2 separate regions of the Homo sapiens genome follow, and region 1 is linked to region 2. Evidence: chromatin loops called from intact Hi-C (ENCODE). Cell type or tissue: endothelial cell of umbilical vein. All regions are shown on one strand. Links, peaks and the distances in the headings refer to the core of each region. The heading gives the core; the rest is flanking DNA. Region 1 has its middle 110 kb from the start of LINC03063. Region 2 overlaps LINC03063 (long intergenic non-protein coding RNA 3063).

Region 1 (11,432 bases), core at 2,097-10,096, 130 kb after region 2:
CTGAGACTACATGGAGAGAGAGAGAGAGATGCCAAGCCAGACCCAAGCTCCTATAGGTTCCTGCAGGAGACACACCCTTCCAGAACCACTCATCACAGCCCTTTACAACTTTCTAACCTACAAAAACTATGCAGTGATTTGATATGTAGTAAAAATAAATGGAACAACATCCCCAGCAACATCCTCAATAATACCATGCTTTATGCAGTGCTCAAAATTAATGGAAGGAGGAGGTGAAGGAGGAGGAGTAGAACCACTCCACTCCTTTGGGCATACCGCTTCTACACAGAAATCGACACACCTTCCTTTACTTCAAAGACTGACTAAATACATGCATTAAGTGACTCTCTGTTATCCTAGAAGAGTGGCATTAAATTATCCCCAGTGAGACAGCTTGGCCTTTTCATGGGGTGGGGAGGAGGTGGTGACAGATAAACTGTTAAACCCACAAGCATGATACACTCCTCTTTTTCTGTATCCTGGACTCACTCTGAGGCTTCTGGAAAAGGAATTTTACCAAAAGTGTATGGGCAAACCTAAGCTGAAGGACACTTCAGAAACACAGGCTTGTTTCTTTCTCAGTGAAGATTCATGATATACACTATGTAAGACATGGCACCAGACCAGAACTGGCCCAAACAAGGCTTTGAAAAATAATTCCTACTCAAAACACATCAATCTTGATGCATCAGCATTTTGACAAGACAAGATGAACTTCAGGGAGGCCTACCGACTGGCAGGCATAAGTCCCACCATGGCAGATAGTGGGCAAACTGCCTTTAACTCTGATCAAAATCCACCCATCCATGTCTGCTAGGCAGCAAGCATGAAATGACGAAATAAGTTGAAGCAAAGCAAAAATAGGGCCACAAAGAAGCATACACACTCACACACACACACACACACACACACACACACACACAGACACACACACACAGACCTTTCTCACTCACTAGTCAGGGAAAGAGTGCAAACAGAAACTAAGTATGTGCATGTGTTTAGTTTAAAGTGGGAGTTTATTTTCCAGTTTCCATGGGAAATAATTGAGCTAATATTATCTTCCCAAAGTAAATACCTTTATGCAAAACTCCCTCAAACTGATCCCAGGCCAAGATTCCTGCTGCAACCTCCTTTTGCCCTCTCACCTCCAAATTCTCACACTGTGGTCTAAAGCACAGAGGATTACTAACAGAGAGGCATGGCCTTGCTTCTTCCCCCAGCTCTTCTGAAAGTTGAATTGCAGAGTCTTTTGTATCCCTCTTGCCAGATCCTACTGCTTGAGATGGGAGATAAAATCTAATGGGAAACCAGAAATGTGAGGACCCCTGGAATCTGACTTTTTCAGTTCCTCTTGGCCATGGACACTTTATCCAGATCCTTACTGGGTCTTTTCTGGAATTATGTTAAGCCAAGAGGTCTGGAGTTTGTTTTTGCTTGTATTTCTGTGGAGCCCTGTGAGTTTTTGTGTCGCCGTGTTTTTAACAGTATTTGCCTATATATTGTCTGTTAGGTTCTGTTTGCTTGCCTCAGTAAAGGGCCATTATTAATATCCTACTCATCAACCACTCTCTCCTTCATCAACACCACCAATGACCTTTTACTATCATCTGCCTAATCTGAAAAGAACCAGATACTTCAAATGTCAATGTAATGATCACTATGTATTTTTTATCAACAAAGTCTACATTTTCTAGGCACTATCCTTTTGGGAGATGCAGTAAGCTCCTGACATTTTGAGGGGACAGGTCCAGAGACCTTCTCCAACCCCCAAATCTCAGACACAGGAATGTTTATACAGGCCTCTGGCTCTGAGACAAGAGGCCTGAATTTCCTTTGTATGTCATCACTCTAACCACATGCTGACCCAGATAAATGCATATAAATGGAGAAAACATGAGCAACTATAGACTCATACACATTTATTAAATTACTGAAGATAAGTATGAAGGGAGACCTTGAGAGGAATCTGAGATTTCTGCTCTTAACAGGAATTAAGCTCATGCATATTAAAGATCAGTTGTTGAAATCATTAGGCTAATTACAGAACCATTACTAAGAATTTTTATCATTACAAAGTGCATATTCTGTTTTTGCTCAGTGTAGTCACTGGAGATGAATTCTAGACTTACTACAAATCTGGAAGCCCTTATGTGTCATTAGAACATAAATGTCATAACACCATACATATCACCCAATGGATACACTTGCAAAGACTGAAAGTCGAATTGCAGTTGAAAGTATTTCAGAAAGTATTCAGAAGGTGATAAGGAAAAATTGTACTCAACCAAAATGTCCAACAAAGGCAAAGCAATAAGAAAAGACTTGTTCTTCTATTTCCTGAACTATAATGCAAATACTGAAATTATTAGCATGTAATCATTGCATTGTAGATGCCACTGACCCAAGGGCCCTGGGTTTGTTAGGGGCCATTACCCCATTCACTTGGCTCGAACCCTCATCCAGGAAATCATCCTGCTGGATAACTAGGCACACCCTGCTTGCAGGCACTGATTCTATGTGTTCATCTATTCAGCAAGTGTCCAGCATGTTGGTACTGGAATGCTAATCTCATGACCGAGCTTAGTCAAGAAATAGCCTTCTTAATATGATAGCCACCATCTACAATGATTTACTGACAATTTTTGGCTTAAAATCCCACCTCTACCACTGGTTGTGTAACTTTGGGAAAGACAATTAACCTGACTACTGTTTAGTTTCCTTATTTGCAAATAGAGATAACACCTCTCTTAAAAGTTATTATGAGGATAAAATAGCACTTTGGGAGGCTGAGGCAGGAAGATCACTTGAGCCCAGGAATTTGAGACCAGCCTGGGCAACATAGTGAGACCTCATCTCTACAAAAATAAAAATAAATCAGCTGGGCGTGGTGGCGCTTGCCTGTGGTTCCAGCTACTCAGGAGGCTGAGGTGGGAGGATTGCTTGAGACCAGGAGGTCAGGACTGCAGTGAGCTGTGAACATGTCACTGCACTCCAGCCTGGGCAACAGAGCAAGACTCTGTCTTTAAAAAATAATAATAAGATATGTAAAGTGTATGGCACAGAGGTAAGTCTCTATTGACAGGTATTATTGTTTGTCTTGTCACTTGAACGTAAAGCCGTTGTGTCTGCCTGTCATTCAACTATTCACAAGCATACAAGATTAAAGGCAATTTGCAAGCATAAGAAACACACTGTTTCTCTTCCTTAGATATTTATAATTCATGGTGGAGATTATAAGATCTCCTTTTCCAATGCAAAATTTCAACTAAGACCTTCTATGTGCTTCACATCTCCTTAAACCAGGGTCCTGAGATGTGCCACGTGTCATGTCATTACACATGGAGAAAGGAATATTTTTCAAAAACCAATTACATACTAGCCACTGTTTAAGGCATATATATACTCTTTCACATTGCTATACCCATTTTGAAAATGAAGAAACAGAGGCTTAAAATGCTTAAGTAACTTGCCCTGGATCCCAACAAAGTAAATGACAGAACAGGATTCGTATTTGGGCCAGTTCAACTCCAAAGACCATGCGTTTTTTGTTATGTTCAGCTGCCAAGTGTAGTTTCTTACCACAATGTCATGAACTATTGTTACAAGAAAATGAGACCGCTGTTTACTATCTGTTGTGGCCAGGTTTTAAATCGAGCCTGAGGATATAAAACTTATGACCTCTAAGTCTCAAATAAAAACCCACTTGAATTAAAACAAAACAAGGGAAAATGCCTTAGTAATAATATTTGAAAAATCTTCAGAATGTGAGATATCAATTGGCTTTGTTTAGTGGAATGTCCCTGCACAGAGATGGATGGACTTCGTGGGTGTCAGAGCCGTCAGTGGAATTCGTGGGTCTAGCGCGATATGTTCTCTCTTCCTGGTCATCAAGCCATAGTTCAAATTTGCCATGATTATCCCTTGCTATGGCTTGTAAACTTACATCCCAGCAAGATTACAAATTCTGACTAGGCTTAATTTTAAATGGAAGAAGAAATTAGTTTCATTCTTTCAGTATATGAGTCATGTAGGCGAAGAAAACTGTCCCTGGCAGTGTCTTTTCCAGTTCCACAATGCTCTGACAATGCACACTTCTCCAAAGAATCGCTACCCAAGGCTGAGCCCCAGAGGGTGCCACGTGTCAAGGGCTACGTCTTAACCCATCCCCTGGTGCAGCACTTGGCATGGAGGAGCTGTTCAATAAATATTGTTCAATGAACAAATGAATGAAATCCTGTCTGCCTTAAAAAGCAAGAAAACAATATCATTCCTTCCTGATTTCCTTATAGCAAGTCTGGCCTTTGTTTCTACCTAAACCTTCTGCCTACTAACAGACCCCTCCCAGCTCACAGGCCAAATGCAGTCTCAGGCTTTCATCTCTAAGGTCATGATACCTTCTATCCCACAGGTCTTGAGAGAATCAAATTGGATGAGGCTGTAGAAGCCTGGGAATCACAGCATATGCCCCACCCCCTTGAAAACGGGGCAGACGGAATGTGTCCAATTTTCATCCTTGGCAACATGTTGAGATCGCTTGAGGAGCTTTCAAAAACTAGAGACCCTAAGTCCCACTCCAGTTAAATCAGAATCTCTGGGGATAAGGTGAGCATTAATAGTATTTAAATGTCCCCCTAGTAATTTGAATGTGCAGCAAAGATTGAAGATCACAAGGCTGGAGGAAGCCAGGAAGTGGGCACATCAGCCCCACACAGGCAGGAAGAAGCATTTGCTGTGCTCCTTGATTGGGAGGGTAAGAAGACAGGAAGCCCAACATGTAACGGCAGCTGCTGCTGTTGGGCAAAATGCCCTTCCCAGCCCTGTAAGTCCTGGCTGCTGCCTTGGCTACCTCTACCACCTCCTTCCTACTTCTCTAAATGGTCCTGGAGCAGGCTGCAGTCTCATCCTGGATAGGGCAATGGGGACCTGCCCCAGGCACCCAATTCTTTTTAAACAGAACTAGCTTCCAGGTCATGATCTCCTTACAACTGAAGATTCCAAGTGACAAGACCTAAATGGGTACAGATGGACTGTGCATAAGCCCAAGGAGAGCACTGTAGAAAGGACTGCATGTCAGCAAGTCCTAAAGATAAGCTGGGAAAGGAAGAGTAGCCAGAGACCCAAAATGTCAGACCTGTTTATGTCTTCAATGTTAAGAGGGAGTCACAGATTCATCACATTGGGAGAAAATGCCTCATAGATCTAATATGGTGAAGGAAATACACAAGCACACACACACACACACACACACACACACACACACACAGACACACCCGATTTATTGGCTGAAGCCCCAAGTACATAGCCCAACTCTTATGCGTTGAGTGTCTGTGTTCGCCAAAAATTCCTATTTTGAAGCCCTAACCTCTCAGCACGGCTCTATTTGGACATGGGGCCTCCCTGGAAGTAAAGTTAAATAAGATCAAAAAGATGGGGCTCTGGTCACATAGGATTAATGTCCCTATAAGAAGAGATACTAGAGAGCTTGCTCACTGTCTCTCCTTCTCCACCATGTGAGGACACAAACAGAAGGTAGCCATCTGCAAGCCAGGAAGAGAACCCTTACCTGGAACCAGCTCCATATGACCTTGATCTGGGACTTTTGGCCTCCAGAACTGTAAAAAAATACATTTTTATTGTTTAAGTAACCCAGTCTGTCTTATTTTATCACAACAGTTCAAGCAGACTATGACACCAACCTTAGACAAATCACAACATCTTTGAGCCTGAGTTTCTTCATCAATAAGAGAAAGATAAATCCTACCTGTTCATAAACATCAAATGAGATCACGTATGTTTAAGGGTTTTGCAAACAATAGAGTATTAAGTAGGCATTAAATCATTCATTAATCTCTACCTCTGTGCTCTCATACTTTAATCCCTCTGCTAGCTGAGCATTTACCACATTGTATTAGATTGAATTGTTTATATGTCTCTTCTGTCAGGTTTTAAATCCTTATGGCCAGGCGCCAAGTCTCTTTCATCTTTGTAGCCCCATGTCAAAACACACAGTCACTGCTCAAGAAAGGCTTATTGAACAATCCCAAGGTAGCACTGGATATGCTTTCTCTGTGTCCCATAACATCCTCCCATATACTTTGATCACTTAGCATCAGGTATTAGAGTTATTAGCTTTTGTGTTTTTCCTACTGTCCTGTAAGCTCCCAAATGGTAGAGACTGCTTGTTATCATTACTATATCCCTAGCAACTAGTACAGAGCTTGGTACCTGGTAGGAACTTAATGAATGTTGATGAAAAGAAGGGAAATGATTCCTTTCCTGAGGAATTTGCATTGTTGAATTTCATTGTTCAAAGCTGTCCTGTATTTGATTCATCATTTCCAACGGAACAAACTGAAGCTCTCCATTTTACCAAGTCTTTTTTCAAATGGCTCCTAAAAGGTCCTAGCTCTTTTATCCTATTATAGCTGGCAAAGTATCTGAATGCATCATTTTATTGTGCAAGTCAATATCATCCCCCAGAGAACCAAGACTGGTCATTTACGCCAACAGTAGTTGCTATGCAACCACTCTCCAAGCCTTGGTTGAAAGATCCAGAGCCGAGGCAGTGATTTTTCCCACCTGGAAAGGACTAGAATTTCTAAGGGAAAAAACACACCATTATGCAGAGTCACTTAATCTTTTTACAAAAGAAAATTTGACCACATCAAAAAAGCATATTTTCTAGATTTCCTAGACTATGCATATATAGCCTTTATATAAATAGACATGTATATTTAGCCACTGGAACCCAAACGCACATATACTACATATACACTAATATAATTTATAAATATTTGTATATTTATAAATATGTAGATATGTTTATTAAAGAGTAAACACTCTTTTTATTCCAAAGATGTTCCACGAGAATTAACCATTTTATTTCTTTTAACAGAAGTAAACTTGTAAAATGAATTTCTATTTTCTCATGGCAAAAACTTTTTTTTCGGAAAATAAGGGGAAATTTAAAGAAGAAAATAGAGAAGCCTGTGTCAAATAGCTTAGATCAAACCACTGTTAGCATTTGCTATGTAGCCTTCCAGATGTTTATATATAAGAATATTTACATATTTAAAGTACAAAAATGGGAACATATTATATCCAAAGTTTGGATACCTCCTTTCTTTAAAACTTAGCATGCCATGAATGAGAACACATGGCCACAGGAAGGGGAACATCACACTCTGGGGACTGTTGTGGGGTGCGGGGAAGGGGGAGGGATAGCACTGGGAGATATACCTAATGCTAAATGACGAATTAATGGGTGCAGCACACCAGCATGGCACATGTATACATATGTAACTAACCAACACATTGTGCACATGTACCCTAAAACTTAAAGTATAATAATAAAAAAAAACCTTAGCATGCCATGGATGTCTTTCCAAGTCAACATATAGTCATATCATCTTAAAGGCTGCATTGCATGCCATTGCTTAAATATATCATAATGTATTTAATTATTTTCCTGTTGTGTCCATTTTTTCACCATTATAAATAATAAGCATCTTCATGTACACTTCTTTGAAAACTCATCTGATAGTTTCAGTAAGATTAATTCATGCATCACGTCAAAGATTATGCACTTATTTGAAGCCTTTTAGAACACTGACAAGTAAATAATCTAATATTAAGCATTTGTTCCAAAAAGCTAGATTTTCGGTCAATACAGATTTAGTCAAATTTTGACATAATTTAAAATTTTTTAAAAAAAGAATTTAGGCCGGGTGCGGTGGCTCAAGCCTGTAATCACAGCCCTTTGGGAGGCCAAGGTGGGCGGATCACCTGAGGTTAGGAGTTCGAGACCAGCCTGGCCAACATGGCAAAACCCCGTCTTTACTAAAAAAAAAAAAAAAAAAAAGATACAAAAATTAGCAGGGCGTGGTGGTGCGCATCTGTAGTCCCAGCTACACGGGAGGATGAGGCAGAAGAATCGCTTGAACCCAGGAGGTGGAGGTTGCAGTGAACTGGGATTGCACCATTGCACTCCAGACTGGGTAACAACAGTGAGACTCCATCACAAAAAAAAAAAAAAAAACAGAATCCAAGGTTTGTGAGGACACATTATAACAGAATAATTTGAAGTTTCTCCTCTTGTTTTGCCGTATAATCATTCATTCTATACCCTGCTACCGTTTGCCACACAAACCAAGTTGTCTTTCTTGGCTCCCTGTACTTCCTGCCTTCACTTCTCATAGCTCCTCCCCCTTAGCCTTTCCTGTTATCAGCAACATTTTAAAATTGACTACTGATGACTCCACCCAGGCTCACAGCTAAGCCTGAGGAATAGCTTCAGAATTTCCATGTGGGATCTGGGGTGGGTTCATGATTTATACCCATATGAAAGCTGGATGTCCCCAAAACATTCAATTGGAAGTATATTGACAGCTGCCTTTCAAAAGATGTGTTAATTTCTGTTAAAATTTACTTATTCATTATGGAAAGCAGTTAAGATCAGTTTCCACCACTTGCAACCTCGTCTGGTTCTTCAAAGTCAACATACACTCTTTTGCCATGGTAATCGTCCTAAATATGCAACTTTGATCTTTTTTTTTTTTCTTTTTGGAGACAGGGTCTTGCTGTATTGCCCAGGTTGGAGTGCAGTGGTGTGTTCATGGCTCCCTGCAGCCTCAAACTCCTGGGCACAATCAACTCTCTCTCACTTCAACCTCCTGAGTACTTGGGACTACAGGTGCGCCACCATACCCGGCTAAATTTTTTTGTATTTTGTAGAGATGGGCTGGATTTCAGATCCTATTCAAAACACTAAGCCTTCCAACACATATAAAACCCAAGCTCCTAGGAATGACATTCAAGGTCCCTCCAATCTCACCCCAAACCAATCGCATTCCTATACCAGGCTATCTGCCATTCCGTGAATACATATTTCTACTTCATACATTTGCCCATACTGCTCCTATTTCCCTGCCTTTTCCACTTTCCAGCACATTTTTAACTTGCCCCAAAAGCCATCCATTCTTCAAAATTTCTTTCTTATGTCCCTTCCTTTTAGAAACCTTCTCCAATTCCTGCAAAGTAGAATCTCTTCAAGGAACCAGAATTGAGAAATACCCAGAGTATCCAGGACCAGGTGGCAGAGGTCTGGGTCCACATTAGCTAATAGCATCTGAAAGTTCACTGCTTTGGAAATGATAAGCAGTAGTCTACTGCATTAAAGTCATTCTCAGTCAGACATGGTGGTGTGCGCCTGTAGTCCCAGTCACTTGTGAGGCCAAGGCGGGAGGGTAGCTTGAGCCTAGGAGTTGGAGACCAGCCTGGGCAACATAACAAGACCTCATCGCTTTGAAAAAAAAAAAAAAAAAAAAAAAGTCAAACAACAGAAACTAATAATGTCAAATGAAATGAAATTAAGCAAGAGAGAGGATATTAAGACTACAGGAGTATTTCTCAACCCCTTCTATCTCCTGATAACCACCAACAGTGCCTGACCAAAAAAGTAGGGGCAAAGTGTTAACCCCCCAGGTGGTGCCAGAACCCTCACTTCCATGCACTTCCCAGATCCCCTCCCTATTCCTTCACTCCCTCTCAATCCTGAGAAGCTGAATATACAAAGGGACAATGGCTAGAATATATACATAAATAAAACCGTAGGCCGGCGCAGTGGCTCACGCCTGTAATCCCAGCACTTTGGAAGGCCGAGGCAGGTGGATCACGAGGTCAGGAGTTCAAGATCAGCCTGGCCAAGATGGTAAAACCCCACGTCTACTAAAAATACAAAAATTAGCCGGGCAAGGTGACAGGAGCTTGTAATCCCAGCTACTCGGGAGGCTGAGACAGAAGAATCCCTTCAACCAGGGTGGCAGAGGTTGCAGTGAGCCGAGATCGAGCCACTGCACTCCAGCCTGGGCAACAGAGTGGGACTGTGTCTCAAAAAGCAACCACAACAACAACAACAAAACTGTAACCCATAACCTGCAGCAACCAGTGCAGGAAGCCAACCTACTCTTTGTAGTAACCAGTCCAGAAAGCCAGACAATAATCCCTATAGCAATTGATCCAAAAGGGCCAGGACTCGACACTTGATACTCACTGCTTCCCTCATTTTTGTTCCCACTTCCAATTTAGGACCAGCTGGAGAAAACCAAATAAGCACCCTTAACTAATCACATGGGATGCCCACTTCAGTTAGCCCACCTGTAACTTCCCCATGCTAATAGCCTCATCAAGGTGTACTTAAGGTCTTCGCCTTGTTCTACCATGAAACTTTCCTGCTCCTCTGCCTGCCTTGGAGTCTCTGCCAAATATGAGTGATGGTGACTGACTCCCTCATGAGAGCGAGTTATGTGTAAGTAGCCTTTGCTTGTTCTAATTTGAGGGGTCTTCATTTATTTTCACAATCCTAACCTAAGCCCTGGAGCTGAAAGGTGACTCAAAAAAAGTGTTCTAATAAACACATTTAATGATTTTGATTCAACTTGCAGTAAGTGGATCATTGTGACCAAAACTCAGTCCTTTTTCATTTGAAATGTTAAAGCACAGGAAGTTAGTGTAGCAACCCAGAGAGTCCTAGATTAGAAAAGCCTGGGCCCCCTAACTGGAAAGGCAAGTCCCCTCTGGCTCTGCCATTAACTTGCTTTATAATTTCAGGCATAAGATCTTAACGTCTCTATGTTTTACTGTCTTATATATATATAATGGAGATAAATCCTATGTTTGCTCACAGGCTTGGTATAAGAATAAGATAGAACTAGGCACCATGGCTCACATGTATGACCTCAACACTGTGGGAGGTCAAGGCAGGAGGATTACTTGAGCTGAAGAGTTTGAGACTAGCCTGGACAACATAGCAAGACCCTCAACTCTACAAAAAGTAAATAGCCAAGCACAGTGGCATGCACCTGTAGACCCAACTACTAAGGAGGATTGCCTGAGCTTAGGAGTTCGAGGCGGCAGAGAGCTATGATCATGTCGCAGCCCTCTAGCCTGGTCAAGAGTGAGACCTTGTCAAAAAAAAAAAAAAAAAAAGCGAGAGTAAGAGTACAATATTCAACTATGCTTTAAAATGGTTCCTAATTGTGAAAACATAAGATGTTATCTCAGAAACATGCAGCCTTTCTTCCAACACCCCTTGGTGCCTCAGACATGGAAGAGATCAAATAGGGATAAAGGAGGCAAAAAAAGATTGGCTCCAGGTACATTAGCCGGATGCAGTGAGCAAGCACGAGCTGCCCAGCCACTGGAGCTAGTTCCTGGTCATGTTATTCTATGCTTTCAAACTCCCACACACACTCCATCCTCCGCCAAAATACATAAACCTCTTTGAATTACACTCCTTCTCTTATAGGAGCAATTGACTACAGTTGGATGTGATATGCCTTTGTTTGTTTTAATTTACGGATAACCAGGAATGCTACCCTGCCTCTTTTTTTCAAACACCCACCATCCCATCAGAGGTCCTCTTCTGGGGTCTT
Region 2 (11,432 bases), core at 1,095-9,094:
AAAAATTAAATACTTTGTAGCAGATACATGTAAGTATATGTAATTTTTCCAAAACCAACTCAGAGTAGCATAACTTCAGTTTATCAGTTCAAATTGTGAATTTATACACAGAACCTGTGTTATGAACTTGGTCAGACGGAAAGCTCACATATGTGCTTTATACCATCCCCTCTGACCTTAATATTTGGTTTTCCATCATTTTAGAATACTGCATTTGTTAGGGTTTTATATCTTGTTGGAGCAATTTTAGAAGGCGGAGAGGAGAGGAGTTGGTGGGTTTTGTGGTTAGACCAGTCTATAACATTGTCAAAATCATTGTTCTCTCTCATAGTGTGATTTGGTGCCAAATAGAGCAACCAAGATGTCAACAGTATTTCACAATGTTGAAGCTTCTCTTCATGAATCTCTGGATCCTGACAACTTGTTTACTATATCCTCAGAGAAGCTCAGGAATGCAGCTTAGGGTCCAAGTGGTCATTGGGTTCTTTTCTGGGAGATGGGACACCATGTTCCTCTGTGTAGATAGGGTGTATTAAGTTTTCTTTCACGTACAATCCCAGCTATACCACACAGACAGCGAAGACAGAACAGGAGAAGTTCAGATGCCAAACAGTTACAGGGATTCTGCAGGAAGCAATTAAACTACCACAAAAATGTCCTTGGGCCTCTCCCTTACAGAGCTATGCTGACCCCTGAGCTATTCTCCGCACAGCTTCCTAACAGTATTTCTAGCTGGCCCATCTTCTCATTAGATGACCATTACACTTCTTAGCTTCTCTCTCTCTCTCACTCCCTCTCTCTCTTTCTCTCTTTCTTCACTTCCAACTCTGTAACTGAATCTATTCTAATGTTAATGCTTTCAACACCTCATTTTTAAAATGAGAACGGCTTTTGCTTTTAGCTTCTTTCCATTAATTATTTTTTAAAAAAGAAATAAAAAGCCTTATGCAGAGAAAAAATTCATACCCATCTGAACAAATTTCACACTCAAATATTCATCAGAGAAAACCATAAGGAGCCCTTCCTTTAACAAATAACCTGCGTAATGAGATAGTTTGCAGGAGAACCCAGTAATTTTGTTCCTAAATTCATCATATTATACGTGCCCAAATACAAAATATCTTTGGAGAAGTATCCTACGTTCTGTGTATATACCCATATGGTTGTTTTAGCATAAATAAGAAGTTACTGGTTCTTTCTAGGTGCGTGAGAAATTATCAAGTGTTCCTAAGGCTTAGAAATCAAAGCAGAACCAAGGCCCAAAGCAGGGGTTGGACAGTGAGGGGAGAGAAGAAGTTTTGGTTTAGAGTAAGAAAGCCTGTCACAGGTACTCAGCTCTGCCACTGTAATACGAAAGTAGCCATAACCGAAAAAATGAGCATGACTAATCCTTACTCACTAAATCTATGGCCACTGAAATTTGAATTTCATACAATCTGCATTTGTACATTTGATTGTATCCAACTACCTAAAAATCTAAAAGCCATTCTTAACTCATGGGTGGTACAAAAACAGGAGGTGGTCTAGATTTGGCCTGTAGGTCACAGTTCACCAAACACTTGTATAGAGGAAACTACAGACCAAAAAGTAAGGCAAGCCCTCCCCTCCTATCTTATACAGGTATAGTGATTTCTGTCAGCAAGCTTTTTCTCGTATCTTGTGCCTGTAATCCTCATCACAATCTGGGAGATACATATTAGTTTCATATAAGGAATGAGGAAGCTGAGATTCAGAGAAGAATCAAATAATCTTTAATTCATTTAACAAATATTTGAATCCATTATAGGGGGGCTTGTGTTAAGGCCTCAGGATATGACAATGACTAAAGCACAGTTTCTAGTTTCTTACAGCCAACTGGGGCAAACCCGAACAGGACAGGAATTATTAATGCAACACAACATACAGGCTAAAGGGAAACATACAGGAAGCATTTAAGTCAGTTTGGGGGGATCAAAGAAAGCATTCTGGAGGGTGACATCCAGTTTGGATGAGAAAGAAACTGATAGGCGAAAAGAAGACAGGTAGGAAAAAGTCTGTTCCAGTTATAAGGAACAGCATGAGCAAAGATGTAGAGGTGAGAGAGAGCATAACACATACAGCAGCTTCACATTATTCAGTGAGTATGCATCCAAGCATACGGTGTGTATGGTGGGGGCAGGGAAAGAGTAAAGAAAATGCCACTCAAGAAAGGTGAGCAAGGACAACCATATGTCATGCTAAAGAGGGAGGCTTTATCCTAGACATCATGCGGAGCCAACGAACAGGTGGATGCAAAGGAGGGACATGGATCGGATTCACATTTCAGAAAGATCACTCTGGATAGAGAGTGGAGAACGGATTGGAGGGAAGCAAGTCCAACCTTCTCATGTCACAATTTAAAAAGTAACTCCCTTATAAATGACTTGCTCAGGCTCACTTAGCTGGTGAGTCACCAAACCAGTTCTGTGACCCCATATCTAGTTACTAATTATAACAACCTTTCTTATAACCATAAGCATTTACAGGGTACTCTATTACTACCGTTATTGCTATTGTTATGTACACAAGGTTACAAAAACTAAATAATAATAGAACTAGAACTAGACTCTATGTTCTAGGCCTAAACTCACATTCAACACCTTTTTTCACTTTAAGAGTAACTTTCAAGCTATGTCCCATAAAGTCTTGGGTGTCTGTGGAGATGCCTAAAGCAGAAACTGGCAAGACAGAGAGTCAGACTCTCCATCCTCACTTTTCTATCTTTTATATTTCTATGAAGCAAGAGCTCCACTACTTAAAAAAAAAAAATGAAAACCACTGTAAGCCATGATATCCACCATGCAATCACTAAGAATGAAATCAGGTCAGACACTGTGACTCACACGTGTAATCCTAGCATTGTGGGAGACTGAGGCAGGAGGATCGCTCAAGGCCAGGAGTTTTTTACTAGTCTGGGCAACATAGCAAGACCCCCATCTCTACAAAAAAAAAATTTTTTTTAATTAGCCAGGTGTGGTAGCTATAGTCCTAGCTACTCAGGAGGCTGAGGTGGATGCCATCACTTGAGCCCAGGAGGTCAAGGCGGTAATGAGCTATGATTGCACCACTCTACTCCAGCCTGGGTAACACAGCAAGATTCTGTCTCAAAAAAACAAAACAAAACCAAAAGAATGAATCAGTGACGAACAAAGGATAGGACCATATACCCAAGGCCCTCAATATCAGTGGTTCCCCATCTGCCGATTCAATCAACTGTTCATAGAAATATGTGTGGGGAGGAGAGGAAAATAAAAAATAACACAAATCAAAAACAATATACTACAACAACCATTTACATAGCATTTACATGGTATTAGGTATTATTAGTAATCTAGAGATGATTTTAAATATGTGGGAGGATGTACATAGGTTGTATGCAAATATTATGCCATTTTCTACCAGGGACTTAAGCATCCCAGGATTTTGGGATCTTCTGGAGCCTTGGAACAAATTCCCTGCATGACTGTACCTTGATCTTAAAAAATAGGGGTAGAAAATAGCTTATGAGAAGTGAAGCAATGGGTTTGAAATAAACTTAACAAGTCCTGTCTCCTTTTCTATTGACAGGCTTTCTGCCCTGCCCCCGACCCCAGGAAGCTCAGGAAAGCTTAGTGAGACAGCAGGAAATCTAAAACACAGAATCTGTCTTCAGCAAAACTGAATAGTTTTCAATCTTCACAACACCCACTTTCACCACCCTTCACCATGGAAGCTTGGCCACCTTCCTTACTGAAATGAAATAGACCTGACTGCATCAACTACATAATGTTTATTCCCTGAGTGTCTACAAGTGCTATTGTCCCAAATGTCGACTGTGGAATATCTCATCCCACTCTGGAATTTGCATCTGGAAAAGTTTAAACTCTGGGAGAGGCCAATTGTTAATCCACAGGTGGAATTTCATGTCCCTTTGTGTCTTTGACTTGTCAGTCTCCAATTTATTACTCACATGAAGATAATTTCATTCTCTGGACTCAGAGAGGCAGAAAACAAGGAGGGGATATGAATGTGTTGGTCAAAGTAAATAAGCAGATGATTTTTATGATAGGCTAAATTGAACTATCATAGCCTCATGATTTTGAAAAGCTCTTTCCAAAGCTGAATTTACCTGCGGAGAGGTGTTTAGAAACCCCCTTTTGGTTTATAGTTCAGTCATGCTCCTATCTCCCCCCTTCAACGTAACATTCTGGATCAACTGCCCCTGTGTAACCAATTCTCATACTTAAAGTATAAAACTAGGAAGGATTTTTTCCTCCATTCTGAAAATTAATCTTTCACCTTAGGAAAAGATTTATACTTCTGAGTCATAGAAAAGCCAACACCCTCCAGCACTTAGAAGCAACCTCAGAAAAAGAAAAAGGAATGAAAACAGTGAATCAATTTCCCTTTCCACACAGATCTGAGAGATGAGATAGTTCTCGTGTCTGCCAAGGGGCTTCCGGCTCCGACAAGTTGAGTCAGCATGCTGCAAATCGTTCTAGATGGTTTTTGGACCACATGTGACAGCTAGAAGAAACTAAACTGGGTCAGGCTAACTTTTGCAAGGTGCCTTAGGATTTTAAGAGCTAAAAGGAAACTATAACTCAGTTTTGTGGCTCTTGTGATCAATACGATGTGAGGGTAAATGGTAGCAATGTGACCAGGCATGCTGCCCTCTCTTGCCTTTTGTAAGTGTCGTTACTATTATAATAAGACTCATGGGTGTGGCATCCATGAGGAGGTGCTGCTCAGATCTCCCTTTAAGAGAGAATCTGCTCGACTGTAGTGATCATTTCAGTGTGTATATGCATATCAAAATATCATGTTGTACACCTTAAACATAAACAATAAATTTAAAACTATAAACAACTTTTAAAAAGATAATATTTAGTGAGAAGTGTAGTTATCTGCCACCCTACAGCTGTCACAGCTGTGGGATCCATTACAGCATCCATACCAGGGCCACGCTTCTCCAGAGCTGCTCCTAGCCAATGATTGAGCATGGGGAGAGGGGACAGAGGTAGGAGTCTGCTAGGGCTGGGCATGCCTGCCCTACTGGGAAACTGTTGCTTCGGATGTCCCTATCAGCCTAGCCAAGACTTTCTCAGAGCTGCCCTGCAGGCTGAAACTCTACCTGCCCGATTCTTCTTCCTTCCTGCTCTCCCTTTACAGATGTGAGACTTGCATCATGGTCTGAGACTTGTCCCACCTGTTCCTGCTCCCTCTCCCTTTATCCTTCACAGGCATCACCCCCTAGTCAACGTTTTGCATTCCTAATTCCATCTTGGTGTCTGTTTCCTGAAGGAAATGAGCAGAGGCAGGTGGAGAGGGGCAGGTCTTTCTTCTCTCACCCCATCTCTAACCTCTCCTCCTCATGTTGCCTTAACTTTCCAGCCAGCCCACGCCTTCCCCCTTAAGCAGCAGCTGTGGCCTTCAGCAGTGTTTACCCTTGGCAGTCATGTGGTCCTTTTGCCATTTACTTTCCCAACAGAAACACCAACCCTAAGCAGATTGGAAACAGCACATGTGTCTTTATAAACTGAAAGTAAATATGAAAAGCCAAAGAGGTGCTGAGATAGTAGGGCCAAGTCTGTTCCACCTGAAGATTTGAGGAGTGTGTGTGTGTGTGTGTGTGTTTGTTTGTGTGTGTGTGTGTGTGTGTGTGTGTGTGTGTGTTTATTATCACTTGGGGGAGGAGGTGGCAGATATCCCCAAATTAGAAATAATCTTCTCATGATTTTGAGAAAGAATGAATACAAATGTATCATTCTACCTTTTCAATACCATTGCCTACCCCAAAGTTACCAGATCACTTAGCAAATAGCAGAATGATTTCACCTGTTTTCTTCTTTTTCCCTCTCTACTTTCATAAATCAGTAAGATAGTCAAAAGTTGGCAGGGAAGAAAGTCAGGGAGAATAAATATGAATGAACTGAATAAGCCACAAACTATTCAATCAATGTTTAATCAAGCAATTGTACAATTTAGAATGGCCATTGTCCTGTTTTAATTTTTTCAACTAATCTATCCAAGTGATCGTGTCATTTTAATTGCAAAAATGAAAAAGACCTAGGAAATCAAGAAGACAGTGAGTAAAAAGGAACAGCTGGGTGTGACTGAGTTGCCTGCTTGGAAGCAAGCAGAAAGATGTAAAGTGTTTGAAAATTCCTTCCACCGTTGGATTCTAAGGTGAGGAAATTAATTTTTAAAATTAAAACACAGACCTAATTCCTTTCTACTGACACCTGCTTAGTGTATGGACTCTGTTCACTTTTGCTTGAAACATAAAAGATGGCTTATCTCAGTCAAATTCTGTCTACCCCATAGGGATTTCATTCTCAGCATGCCAGAAACATTTAATCCTTTCTCTTTCTCTCTCTTTCTCTCTCCCCTCACTCTCTCTTCTCTTTTTGCTTCTTTCTTCTCTCTCTCTCTCTCTTTCCTTCTCTTCTAAAATTTTCCCAAAGCCTACAAGGACACCCTATGTGCAGTACTTTGTTGAATTAGAGGTTACACCATCGGCACTAACAAATACTTTAAGATTTCTTACGCCTTCGACCTTATCACTCCCAACCCCTCACCAACAAAGGGGGGAAATTCATATTAAATTATCTGGGCTGAGTATCATGGCAAATGTGTACACCCTGCCTTCCCCGATTCCTTCCATCTGTGTATGGCCTAAACAGCTGACTGGGACAGTCTTTCATCTTTAATCTAATCAACTAACTTTCCCATGGGAAACAGCCAATGAAGCCCAAATCTGCGTACCAAACTCTTTTTAGCCCAGGCAGCTCACTACATCTGACATTCCAAAAAAAAAAAAAATCAGTAAAAGTGGCTGCTATGAGTCACAAAAGACAAACAGCATTCCTGAAAGAAATGAACAATCACTAGAAGAAACACATTAGTGCTTGCTTTGGGAACCCTATAGGTCTCTATAGATCTGAATGAATGGTATTTAGGCCTGAATTCTCTGCATCTCTAGGATATCTTCTATTTGCTGTTTAGTTTTCTGTAAATATAACTGTCTCCTCTCCATTTTTTAATTGTAACAAACTAGCATCCAAAATACTTCTAATATTTAGCATATTCCTTAATATTCTCTTTTCAATTATGGCTACCAACTTAATGAGTGGTTAACTATAATTTGCTGTATACCACTGGCTTTCCATTTGGCAGGCCAAGACCTGCATATTACATCACAAGCTAGTACAAACACACACACACACGTGCACGCACACACACCAAAGCAAAAGTACAGTGGCAGAAGAGACTAAGGAAAGGAGATATCAGAACTAAATGTAATGTGGGGCCCAGGATCAGATGTCCTGGAACAGAAAAGAACATTAGTCACAACTAAGGAACTCCCGATAAAGTATGAACTTTAGATAATCATAATGTGTCAATATGGGTTCATTAAAGTGAAAAATGGACCATAGTGGTGTAAGATGTTAACAACACGGTAAACTGGGAGTCGGGTATACAGAAACTCTCTCCACTATCTTTGTAACCTTTTTGTATATCTAAAAATCTTCTCTTTAAAAAGCTTCTTAGGACAACAGCAGAAAGGTAGTAGCTGACATCACGGGGACTGCATTTGACAATCAGGCTTTCTTCACAAGCTCCATTTCCCCGCAACTGTAAAATGCTGATGGTGATGAGTCCCTTTTCCAAGCTCGCAGATAGAGTAAAAAGCGTGTGATGATGAAGATCACGCACTTGGTGATGTGCACAGAGCAGCTGGCTAATGAAAGCATGGTGATTAAGCTGAGCCCTGCATCTCGCTGTTCTCTAACGGGGGTCCAGAGGGAGCCAATAAAGCTCTCTGTGAAATGTACTCAGAAATCTGAAATGTGTCCAAATCACCAGTTGCCAACTAACCTGCCCAAAATCTGACAGGAAATTCAAACCAGAACGTTTTCCTGTTTTAAGAGAGGTGCAGTTTTGCAGCTTCTTTTCTCTTTTTTCCCCCGTTAAGAACAACGATGAGTGGGTAATAAAACATTTGAATCAGATGGAAGGAATAAAACTCGGGATAAAATGGCACAAAACCAAACAAATCCCTGGAGCTGAAGAAAATCCTGGCTGTGATAGGAATTCAGGGCTTTCCAATATGTATCTGAATGAAGCAGACCTCAAAGCCAAATGTATGGGTGTGAAACGTTATAAAATGAACGTGTAGGGATGTAAGTGTTCTTGAATGTAAGCTGATTAATTTTCCAAAACTCCGCCGAGCACAGTGTTTCAGGTCAACTGAAGCTTCAGTTGGTGCTGACTCAGGGCTCAAACGAAGAATAATACAGATGTGATGAAAAAGCTCCCTTTTCTGTAATAGGTTTGCTCCTCCCTGAGGTCCATGACGCTCTCTCTTTGGATTTTGTGAAAATATCCTGTCTAGCTCCCGGCTTTAGTGGAAGATGGTTCTGATCCTTGAGGGTACTTTCGCCTGAGCCAAGGGAGCATGCTATCTGAATCCGACGCTTCTCAAACCTTTTTTTCAGAAGAGGAATTCTTACATGAAAGAATCTTACCTGGGCCCTCCAATATAGAATCAATTAAAATCAGAGCTGCTCCAGATGATGACGAAGAGAACAGTCATTTCATTTTATTGAATATATATATATATATATAGACTCATTTTAAGTTCATAAAGGTTCATCACTTATAGAAACATGCTCAAAAATTGCCCCAATATTTAGTATTCAGTTGACTGGTACAAAGAAATTTTTTCATTATAAATTATACTAATATAATTTTACTTTGTATTTGTATAATTGGTGGACATAATTCCTTGTCCCAGGGAACCCTCAGGGACCAAAGTGTTTTGAAACAGAGTTAAAGATGAGAGGAGGGAAAGCTCTAAGGTGAATACTAGACACGGCAGAAGTTGCCCAGATGCCCATTCATCCCCTTTCTTCCTTCCAGGAACAGAGGAATACCATATATTCCCATTGCCCTTGTGGACAATATTAGAGGGATGCGATTGCATTCTGGCCAATGGTATGTGGGTAGAAATAACATGTCTCTCTTCCAGGCCTGGTCTCTAAAGTGTCTCGTGCAATCCTCCCCACCCCCTCATCCTCTCTCTCCCTTATCTGTATGCTGGAAAAGATGGATTACCAGTTGACAGAATTAGAGTTACAAGGTGGAAGGAGAACAGATCCCCGAGTTTCTATTTAAATGACAGTGACCCAGGAAATTCATGTTACCAGCATCACGCTATGACGTGAGCAACAAATAAAAATTTCCTGGGTTGAGCCACTGAGATTTGAAGATCTGTTACCACAGCAAGACTCAGTCTGTTCTGATTAACGCAGAAAACATGAACTTCTAAAATGTATTTAATCTCATTTAAAGATTTTAAAATTTTGTTTAGAGGACCAGTATCAGCCTGAGTCACACCAATACCATAGATTCCTTTTTAAATTTATTACTAGAAAAAAGGCTGTCCTTCCTGAAGAACTGGCATGCTTTATACAAGTAGATAAGAATTTTGTCACCTCTTATGCCACCATTTTTGCCCTGGATACCAGAAATCCCGGGACAAAAATAAATGTTTAATTACAATAAATGGTTTTGCCCTCTTGGCTAACATATGTGTTACTGATTCATTTGCATGGGTTTGAGTTTTTCAGTCTTTGTTAACAGTTTGTTTTTCACTGTTTGAACCACTTGATCCATTTTGAAAAGGTGTAGGGTAAATGAGTAAGTCTTTCAAGAGAAATGACACTAGCAAACCAAATGAAACAAATGTCAGGAATTTTCTTCAAGGTAACATTTCACTTGCATGATGTTAAAGGTTTTCCATCGATGTGACTATTTAAGTGGATGTCACAGCACAATTAAATGGACATGGTCGTGGAGGAATTCAGGCTTGATCTCTGATTGTGCTTCAGCTGATGGCAGGACACTTGACCAGTATTACAACCACTTTCTTACATGGTCCAAATGTTTGAAGAGCATGAGCAATGAACAAATTTCTATTTTATAAAAATTAGAATCAGATATTTAAAAATAGACTTTAGTTTAAATATTTTTTCTATAAAATCCTAAAGAATCCTCTATAATCATAAATGTGATGCTGAGACCAACAAGATTTCTCTTTGCAGCCATCACTGTTATCATTTAATATTTTGTAAGTTTCCACTGGAATATTAGTAAGTATTCTTCCTTTCTGGTGACCAAATGAATAAAAGCTGTTTTATAGCAGGCATTTCTTCCACTTGCTGAAGAGTGACTTCCACTAAAACCTCAACATCACAGGCATAAGAAAGGCAAAGGACAACGTGTGAAAACTTGGTTCACCTGCCTAGTGTGAACTAACTTCACATTATGAAAACAGTCACAAATCTACAAACCAAATGGGAACACATTCCCTTCCTCCCTCCTGTCATGCCAAGGCTGAGTTTTGTTTTCAAATATCAACCAGGCAGATGAAGAGGGAAAGTAAACAAAGGTATTTTAACACTTCCAAATCACAGTTTTCTTTTCTGTAAAATTGAGGTAATAAAATACAACATCAGTTGCACACGTGAAATTAGTTAAGAATCACAGACTTTTGGAAGGACTTGGAATGGCTTTTAGCAACTATGTGGCTAGTCCATTTTCACACTGCTGATAAAGACCTACCGGAGACTGGGAAATTCACACACAAAAAAGAGGTTTATTGGACTTACAGTTCCACATGGCTGGGGAGGCCTCACAATCATGGTGGAAGGCAAGGAGGAGCAAGTCACATCTTATGTGGATGGCAGCAGACAAAGAGAGAGAGAGCTTGTGCAGGGAAACTCCCATTTTTTTTTAAACCATCAGATCTTGTGAAACTTATTCACTATCATGAGGACAGCACAGGAAAGACCCACGCCCATGATTCAGTTCTCTCCCACTGGGTCCCTCCCACAATATGTGGGAATTATGGGAGCTACAAGATAAGATTTGGGTGGGGACACAGAGCCAAACCATATTACATGGGGTTGCTAGGGAATACAGGGATCCCATACTCCTTCTCCAACGATAACAGCTCCATATTTGTCTGTTCAATATATGGGATTATGCTTTCAATTTCACCTTAAAGGAAGGTTCTGACACCAAAACCTTTTAAAACTCCTTGAATGAATATAGCGATCACAAAGACTTAGGTTCAAAATCCAGGCCTCCCACTTACAAGACTTGTACAAGTTAGTTAATGTGGTCTACTCTCACTTTCCTCCTTATAAGATGGGGTTGACTATCAACACAGGTCCCCATACATCAGAAGGCCGGTGTGAGGAAGAGATGATCAAATAAGATGATAGATATGTCAGCACTATGTAAACATCAAAGTTTCGTAGAACAAAGTGCTATCTTAGCATTATTTATTGTATAATACTGGCAGTTTGAGTATGGCATTGGCACTGGAAATAGATGAAAAAATTAGATAGGTGAAGACAGGCACA

The links. Peaks named below come from ENCODE experiments on the same cell type or tissue, not always from the same donor. Only the 100,000 strongest peaks of a DNase experiment are listed, where the experiment ranks them.
Region 1: it touches region 2 in a loop (7-fold over the local background); 3 of 110 quality-filtered maps call a loop at or near these places.

What each region holds. Positions count from the first base shown.
Region 1 is chr2:37,450,005-37,461,436 of GRCh38, reverse strand. No RefSeq gene overlaps it. Among named protein-coding and RNA genes, the nearest start is that of LINC03063, 110 kb to the left of the region's middle. In endothelial cell of umbilical vein, for the core only: no CTCF peak of the experiment used is centred there; DNase peaks (open chromatin) are centred at 3,636 and 6,176; H3K27ac peaks cover 4,250 bases.
Region 2 is chr2:37,579,417-37,590,848 of GRCh38, reverse strand. The region is part of intron 1 of LINC03063 (long intergenic non-protein coding RNA 3063); the gene reads right to left. Among named protein-coding and RNA genes, the nearest start is that of LINC03063, 23 kb to the right of the region's middle. In endothelial cell of umbilical vein, for the core only: no CTCF peak of the experiment used is centred there; DNase peaks (open chromatin) are centred at 4,408, 5,428 and 6,768; H3K27ac peaks cover 3,989 bases.